3 separate regions of the Homo sapiens genome follow, and regions 1 and 2 are each linked to region 3. Evidence: read pairs that join two places in POLR2A ChIA-PET (ENCODE). Cell type or tissue: CD4-positive, alpha-beta T cell. All regions are shown on one strand. Region 1 has its middle 23 kb from the start of RETNLB. Region 2 has its middle 55 kb from the start of GUCA1C. Region 3 overlaps TRAT1 (T cell receptor associated transmembrane adaptor 1).

Region 1 (2,500 bases), 55 kb after region 3:
TCCTCTCACCATAGCCTCTTGAGTATCTGGAACTACAGATATGCACCACCATGCCCAGCTAATTATTGTATTTTGTGTAGAGAGAAGGTTTTGCCAGGTGGCCCAGGCTGGTCTCGAACTCCTAAGTTCAAATCATCTGCCCACCTGGGCCTCCCAAAGTGCTGAGACTACAGGTGTGAGCCACCATGCCCAGCCTAGTCTGGACTTTTCTGAGAAAGGTTGGTTAACATGGAGGAGATCCTAGTCTGATTATTTTTCTTGTGCATGTATGTGATCAAACTGTTAAAGATCCCCCAATTACTCAAAAGTACCCGAGAATTCTACAGGGAAGTCACAATTATTTCATCGCTTGCATATAACATTTTGTGCTCCCCGTGGGAGTTTGTATCTCAGTTAAAGAAGAATAGAAAATGATAAAGCTGAACTCATCCCAAAAATGGGATTTGGGATTTGGTTGGGACCTGATTCTTAATCCCCTTCCCTTACCAACTTCTTTCATTTTGACTACACCAAAACACCAAATTCCTTATCATTTCATGAAGCACACCATGCTCTTTCATGCATTCTTGTACATGCTGTACTCTCTGCCTGCAAAGCCTGCTATGTGACCCCCTTCCTCCTTCAGCTGGTGAACATCTACTACCCACCTCTGACGTTACCTTTCTGAAAAGTTTTCACAGAAAATCCTAAGAAGAGTTTATCACAAGTAGGCCCTCCAAGAATATTTCTTAAATGAACCGATGAATTAAAATACATTCAGTTGCTTCTCGCTATCATGCTTCCCTTGTTTGTTTTTATTTTATATCTGTTTCTTGGTAAAATTCTTCACAAAAATTCCCATCTGTCACCACTATGATAAAATAAGATCGAGTTAACGGAGAGTGCCTATATCAGGAGGCAGAATTAGACATGGACCAACTTAAGCAGATAAATCTTCCCTCATAGTCACAGTGACAAGTTGCCTCTCAGAAACCCTTCCAAAACCAAGGTACTAAATGAGATTAGCAAGTCTTCAGAAGACACTCCCCACCCACATTTTGGCTTCAGGCTGCTCTTGTGAAAGGACAGGATATAAGCCCAACACCTGCACCACCAGGCCTCTCTGCTCCATTTCCTCAGGTGCAGCAGTGCGGCTGAGCTCAGCTGGTTCTCAGTTGCCACAACACAGCTCCTGGGAAGTGGGTGTGGGTGGGCACACTTCGAACCACATTGGCATGTGAGGCAGAGGCCGGCTGAGTAGCTTGTCTGGATGCTGTGTTTTAGTCAGGAAGAGGAAAACGCTTTGCTTTCTTGTTGGGCTGATATTTATCTTTTCTTTGACAATTCCAATCTTTAAATATCTTGAACCCATTACTTTCTACACTTGATGGCTTTTGATTTTTCTCTCTAATGCCATTTCCTTCTATGGGAAATAGCAGAGCCCTTCAGGTAATTTGGCCGTTTTGAGAAGGAATGAAATCATCTTAATATAGATGGGCCTTCTATTGGCTCAATGGTCTAGCTACTGAGCATACTCTAGTTTTTCCAAAATAGGCCTCACCTCCATTGATGAAAGAGAGAGACCCACACCCACCATGCAGTGTACTGAATATTGGGGATGCAAAGATGGGAATATGACTGTTGCCCTCATGATCTATGAGAAACCAGACTAGGAAATAACCAGAGACACTAGAAAGCACAATAAAATAAGTCCAGGATGCAGGGATATGTAGGATGCTGTGCTTAATCCTACTGGGGAGAAGGCATCCTTGAGAAACCAGCATTTGAAGACGGACTTAAAAATAAGTAAATAGAGACAGCAGGAAAGGGCTTTCTAGACCGAAGGAACAGCATGACTTAAAGCAGAGAGGTGCCAAATAGCAAGGCATCCAAATTCTATTTTTATGGCTGTTAAGTCAATTGAACTAACTGTTTTCAAAATGCCTTACATGACTATTATTATTTTATCACTTGAAATGTCAACCTTTGACGGGAGTGTTTCCTACACTGTGGGTTTTTTTTTTTCTATTTTTCCTTTTACTTCTATTCATTTCTTAATTTTATGGATTTTATGTTGTTAATCAGTATTTAAATATTCATCCCTGTTTTATCTTCTTGATAGATTACATATTTTATTAATATAAATTAGTTGTCTTTATCTGACTTAGTGTTTTTGGCTTAAAATTCCACTTTGCCTGATTTATTAAATTACTTTCATTAAATAAAGTAGTTGAGTCTATGATAATTGGACCTCAGTCAGCTGCCTGGACCTGGAGAAGAAATAAGGCAATGAGGAATGAGCCCAGTCTCATTATAATAATAATACAGTGTTGAGGGTAGAGCTCAATGAAGACTTAGTTTTGGTATCCAGGAACTAGCAAAACAGTAGAAGAGTGGAAATGTATAAAAGTTCATGCACCAGAGCCAATAGAGCTAACATGACATTTATTTCTTCTTGGAAAACACTTTGAAACCCTTCTTCTAGAATTTACTCTTTTACCTCTTTGAGAGTTAGGAAATG
Region 2 (2,500 bases), 64 kb before region 3:
TCATTAAGATAATTTTGATATACATGTAGCTATTATGACTATCATTTAATACCTATTATTCAGATCGGTATATATGAGAAAATTAAATTGAAATATATCTAGAATTTGAACCCTTTCTGTACCAAGCTACTACCTCTTACCCTACTGGCCTGTGCTAGGCTGTCACTATGTCTCATCTGGATTATTCTAGCGATTTCCTAACTAATCTCCCCACTTCAACCCTTGTCCCTCCACAGTCTATTCTCAATAGAGCAGCCAGAGTGATCCAATTAAAGCATAAGGCACACTGACTTGATCTTTACAAATTATATGAATATATCAAATTATTACATGTACCCCCAAACTATGTACATCTATTATGCATAAATTAAAAAAAGAAAAAATAATCTTACCTATAGATAAACGTATATTGACACAGGAAAATGTTCATGAGTGGTTGCCGAGTGAAAAAAAATTATGCTATAATAAAAATACATATTATTGTTTTAAAAAAGCATAAGGCAGATCCTGATTTAAAACTCTCATGTAGCTCCTATTTTCATTCAAGATAAAAGCCAAAGTTCTCAGAGTGGCCTTTAGGGCTTTGCATAATCTACCTGCTCTTCTCCCCTTATTTTTCTCGCTTCATTTGCTGCTACTCTTGCCCTCATTCACTCCACTTCAGCCACAGAGGCCACTTCTAAACCACTCCAAGCACAGCCCTCCTCAGGGACTTGGCTCTTGCTCTCCTCTGCCTGGGATATTTACCTCCAGAATATCAACACGACTTTTTCTTTCGCCTCCATCAAGCTTTTGCTCCATTGAAGCTTTTGCTAAATTGTAACCTTCTCAGTGAGGCCTTTCCTGACCACCTTTCTAAATTGCAAAAGTCCATTTCCTTCACCCTCACACCCTCTATGCTCCTACCCTACTTAATTTTAGAAGTAATGTTAGAAGGTAGTGTTTGCTATCTTCTAACCTACTATGCCATTGTTTATTTTGTTTATTCTTTGTTTGTCTTCTCTGGAATATGAATTCTACAAGGCAAAGATTTTTGGCTCTTTAGTTTATTAACAGATACTCAGCACTTAAGACACAGCCTAGTGCATAGTAGGCACTTAACAAATATGTTGAATGAACAGAGGAAATACAAACCTTGTCAATAATTACACACCTTAAAAGTGACAGAGCTAACAAAACTCAATTTCTTTCATACTGTGAAAGAAATTCAGAGTCTTTCATACTATGTGTCCCTTCATTAGATCGCAGAAGTCATAATGGGAAAATAGTTTTTTCTGTTATCCTTCAAATTAATTTCCATGGGATCTCATATCATCCAACTGATGCTGCCATTTAAAAAATATTTTTGAAATTGGCTTTTAAGCAATTGCTTGATCACACAAGAAAATCATAATGTTATCATCATATTATCATCCAGCTGCTGATGGTTTTGGTTTTTGATCTGTAGTTTTCTTACCACAGTAACATTTGTTTATCTGTACTCTGGACACTTGACTTACTAATTGTTTCTGGCTTTTTCCAGAATTCAAAATATATCCTGAAAAAATAAAATGATGTACCACCACTAAATGCAAAATGGTTCTCAAAATATAAATAGATTTTTTAAATACTTAAAAACACAAAACTATGTAATCAAAAAATTAAAAAGAAAAGAATAAGTTAAATTCGTTTGTACAAGTACGACAAACACATCTAACACATTTAAAATACAAAACCTCAGACAAATTTACAAGAACAACGCGAAGATTCCAAAGATGGGGAAACTATCAGGATAGAAAATTTGCAAAGGAGAAAATACACTGACTACTAAACATACAAAAAATATTTCAGGGTCACAGATGATAAGAAAAAAACCCACAAATTAAAACAAAACTTAGAAAACAATTTTATATGTCAAATTTAAAGTTGCTTTGAAAATCAATCTGATGGTAACATTCGGAGAAGGAGGTTGACAGATATGAGGGAATTCTTTGTACTGTTTTTACAACTTTTCTGTAAGTCTGAAATTGGTTTAAAGGTTAAAAAAATGCTCTGTTGAGTTTTATTGATCTATTTGTCTATTCCTGCATCAATACCATATTCTGTAAATTACTATAACATTACAATAAGTCTTGATATCTGATATCTGCTTTCTTTTTTCTTCTTGCAATTTCCTTGGCTATACCTGACCCTTGGTATTTTTAGGTAAAATGTAAAGTCAGCTTGCCAGTTTTCACAAAACCACTGCTGGGATTGTCTATGAGAATAACATTGAATTTATAGGTCAGTTAGGGGAAAGAAAAGTGAAAGACAAAAATGTAAAAGTGAAAGAGAAAAAATGTGAGCTGTAACAATAGCACACTGAGTGTATCTTCCTCTTTTATCTCTGTGAGCTCCTCTCCTAGGTCTTGTAAAAAGAGTAAAGCTGGACCTGACCAGAGCTTGGATCTCTCCAGATTTACTGTCTGGTCTAATTGGTATACAGTTTATTTTTCTATGCGGAGGATTCTTTTCTGATAAA
Region 3 (2,500 bases):
CATAAAAACTAACTCTGGCCGGGCACGGTGGCTCATGCCTGTAATCCCAGCACTTTGGGAGGCCAAGGTGGGCAGATCACGAGGTCGGGAGATCGGGACTATCCTGGCCAAAATGGTGAAACCCCATCTCTACTAAAATACAAAAAATTAGCTGGGCATGGTGGCATGCGCCTGTAGTCCCAGCTACTCGGGAGGCTGAGGCAGGGGAATCGCTTGAATCCAGGAGGCAGAGGTTGTAGTGAGCTGAGATCGTGCCACTGCACTCCAGCCTGGGCGACAGAGCAAGACTTTCTCAAAAAATAAATAAATAAATAAATAAATAAATAAATAAATAAATACAAACAAACAACTAACTCTATTGAATGGGAATGTGCTGAATGTATTATCAATAGGGGAATAAAAGAAAAAAAAGACAAAAACTGTGTGGGAAAAAGGAAATAGAAGCAACTATATAAAGGATACAATATAATAATGTGATGTTTAGATGGAAGGAAAGGGACTAAACCAATTTGGGGGGAAAATAAAGAAAACAAGTAATGGTTAAAGGGAGCACCTGAAATGGGATGTAAGAAGTTCAAGGGCACCCCATTCCATGCTACTTTTAGGATGTAAATGTATAATCTGCAGCTGAGCCATCAGTACTTGGGTAATTTTGTTTTGCAGTCCTCCCTAGAAGAAGGTTATAATCTCTTTAAATGAGCCGTAGTGAGAAGTTCAGAGGTTACAGCTCAGAATAAAAGCCAGCAAGCTCAGGCTTCTGAAAAGTTTGCTCTGTCATGAAGGCTCAAAAGTTTATTTAAAAATAAGTGGCATGACTTAATTTAAAAGCTGCCTGGTGATTTCAATGACATTTAGCAAAATAAAAAAAGTGTATGCTTTGCTATAAAGCAATGAAATGTGCAAGACTGTGCGTGGGAAGAACTAGGTGAGCTCTCATAATCCTCTCCTGTGATTCAGATGCAAACACTTGTGGTCAGGTTTGTAGTTGAGAGGGTGTGATGCAAATATGTTTGCTTTTATGTTTTTCCTCTTAGAGTGTTAACCCTCCTATGTACAAGAATAGACAACGGCACATAGTTTAAACTCCATAATGAAATTTCTCTGATACATGTTAAATGTGAAGATGCCATAATTTCCTACTGATAGGACTTTGATGTATGACCAAACCATACGCTTGTTTATCCTTCTTTCCAAACCAGAGAGGAAGAGTTAAACAAAGAATAGTTTTTGGATTTAAAGAAGGAAAAAGTGAATGCACTCCTATCAGAAAAAGAAATAAATATAATCCTCCTAAAGAACAGATTTGAACAAAGAATCACATAAAAAATGAAGGATTTATTTTAGGGAGAATGAGAGAACTCCATTTCAAAGCTTCTACCTAGCTGCTACAGAAAACATCAAGGGGAGGCTTATCTGGTCTATCTGATTGAATGTGCAGATATTGTATTGTTGCTGAAATGGAGATTTTCTTTTGAACGCTATTTATTACACCAGCAAAACTTATTCACTGACTAACCAAGGTGGAGTCAGATCTTGCAAATTTCTCAGCCACAAAGAGTAACAAAAAGATGCAAACATAAAAAGTTATATGAGGCCAGATACAGGGGCATTTCATTCACAGCCCAAGTGGCAGAAAAGCCAGTTGATACAATAGAATCTCTTTTATTATAGTTTGTTTGTCCCAGAGAAATAAGGCAGGAAGTCTTCTTCAGGAAGATTGGAAGGAACTGAACTGTTTGCAGAGCAGTTCTGAAATATATTTGAAATCTCTGGGTTAGAAACAAAGATAGTTCTATTTGTTCATATGGGATGGAAAGAAAGGCAGAGCTATTACTAATACTTGGGAAAAGATGTTAGGAGAAGTTGGGGCAGAGAGAAAGGGTGGAGGTGGGATAAGAACAAAGGACATTCTTAGCGTTGATGAATACATCAATTGCACACCAATAAAATGCAAGTTCCAGTGTATGCTCCACCTAATGAGGGTACATTACTGCTCAAATAAAAGGTTTTGTGATAAGCTAATGTTTAGAATCAATTCCATAAAACTCTACAGAAAACTCTCTGAAATGGACCTGAATGTGACATACATGACCACAACATTTAGTGCTAAAGCTCAGGGTGTTGTACAGATGTGTTAAATAATATAGAGATGAGGAAAGTGAAGTTGGAGCTGGAGAGGACTTAGAGGGGCATAGGGATGGTGGGAGCAGCAAAGTAGCCAGAGAAACCAATGTTCACCAAAATAACAGATGTGAAAATTACATGGGATGACATATAGCCATAGTAGATCCTTAATAATTATTTGTGGAAAGAAGGAAGGAAACAACACGGCCACTAGGTATGGTGATGGGCTGCACCAGATCTAGGACTGACCTACTAAGTCCCCAGCACTATGCAAAGATGTGTGTGTGTGTGTGTGTGTGTGTGTGTGTGTAATTCTTACAAGAACCCTAGGGTCTAGATGGTATTTTCCACATCTTATAGATAAGGAAACTGAAAC

The links. Peaks named below come from ENCODE experiments on the same cell type or tissue, not always from the same donor. Only the 100,000 strongest peaks of a DNase experiment are listed, where the experiment ranks them.
Region 1: POLR2A ChIA-PET joins it to region 3 with 5 read pairs; 3 of 35 experiments call an interaction of 5 or more read pairs at or near these places.
Region 2: POLR2A ChIA-PET joins it to region 3 with 6 read pairs; 2 of 35 experiments call an interaction of 5 or more read pairs at or near these places.

The regions. Positions count from the first base shown.
Region 1 is chr3:108,779,046-108,781,545 of GRCh38, reverse strand. No RefSeq gene overlaps it. Among named protein-coding and RNA genes, the nearest start is that of RETNLB, 23 kb to the right of the region's middle. In CD4-positive, alpha-beta T cell, no CTCF peak of the experiment used is centred here; a DNase peak (open chromatin) is centred at 1,105.
Region 2 is chr3:108,897,919-108,900,418 of GRCh38, reverse strand. No RefSeq gene overlaps it. Among named protein-coding and RNA genes, the nearest start is that of GUCA1C, 55 kb to the left of the region's middle. In CD4-positive, alpha-beta T cell, no CTCF peak of the experiment used is centred here; no DNase peak of the experiment used is centred here.
Region 3 is chr3:108,833,734-108,836,233 of GRCh38, reverse strand. The region is part of intron 2 of TRAT1 (T cell receptor associated transmembrane adaptor 1); the gene reads right to left. Among named protein-coding and RNA genes, the nearest start is that of TRAT1, 12 kb to the right of the region's middle. In CD4-positive, alpha-beta T cell, no CTCF peak of the experiment used is centred here; DNase peaks (open chromatin) are centred at 943, 1,443 and 2,413; H3K4me3 peaks cover 2,500 bases; H3K27ac peaks cover 2,409 bases.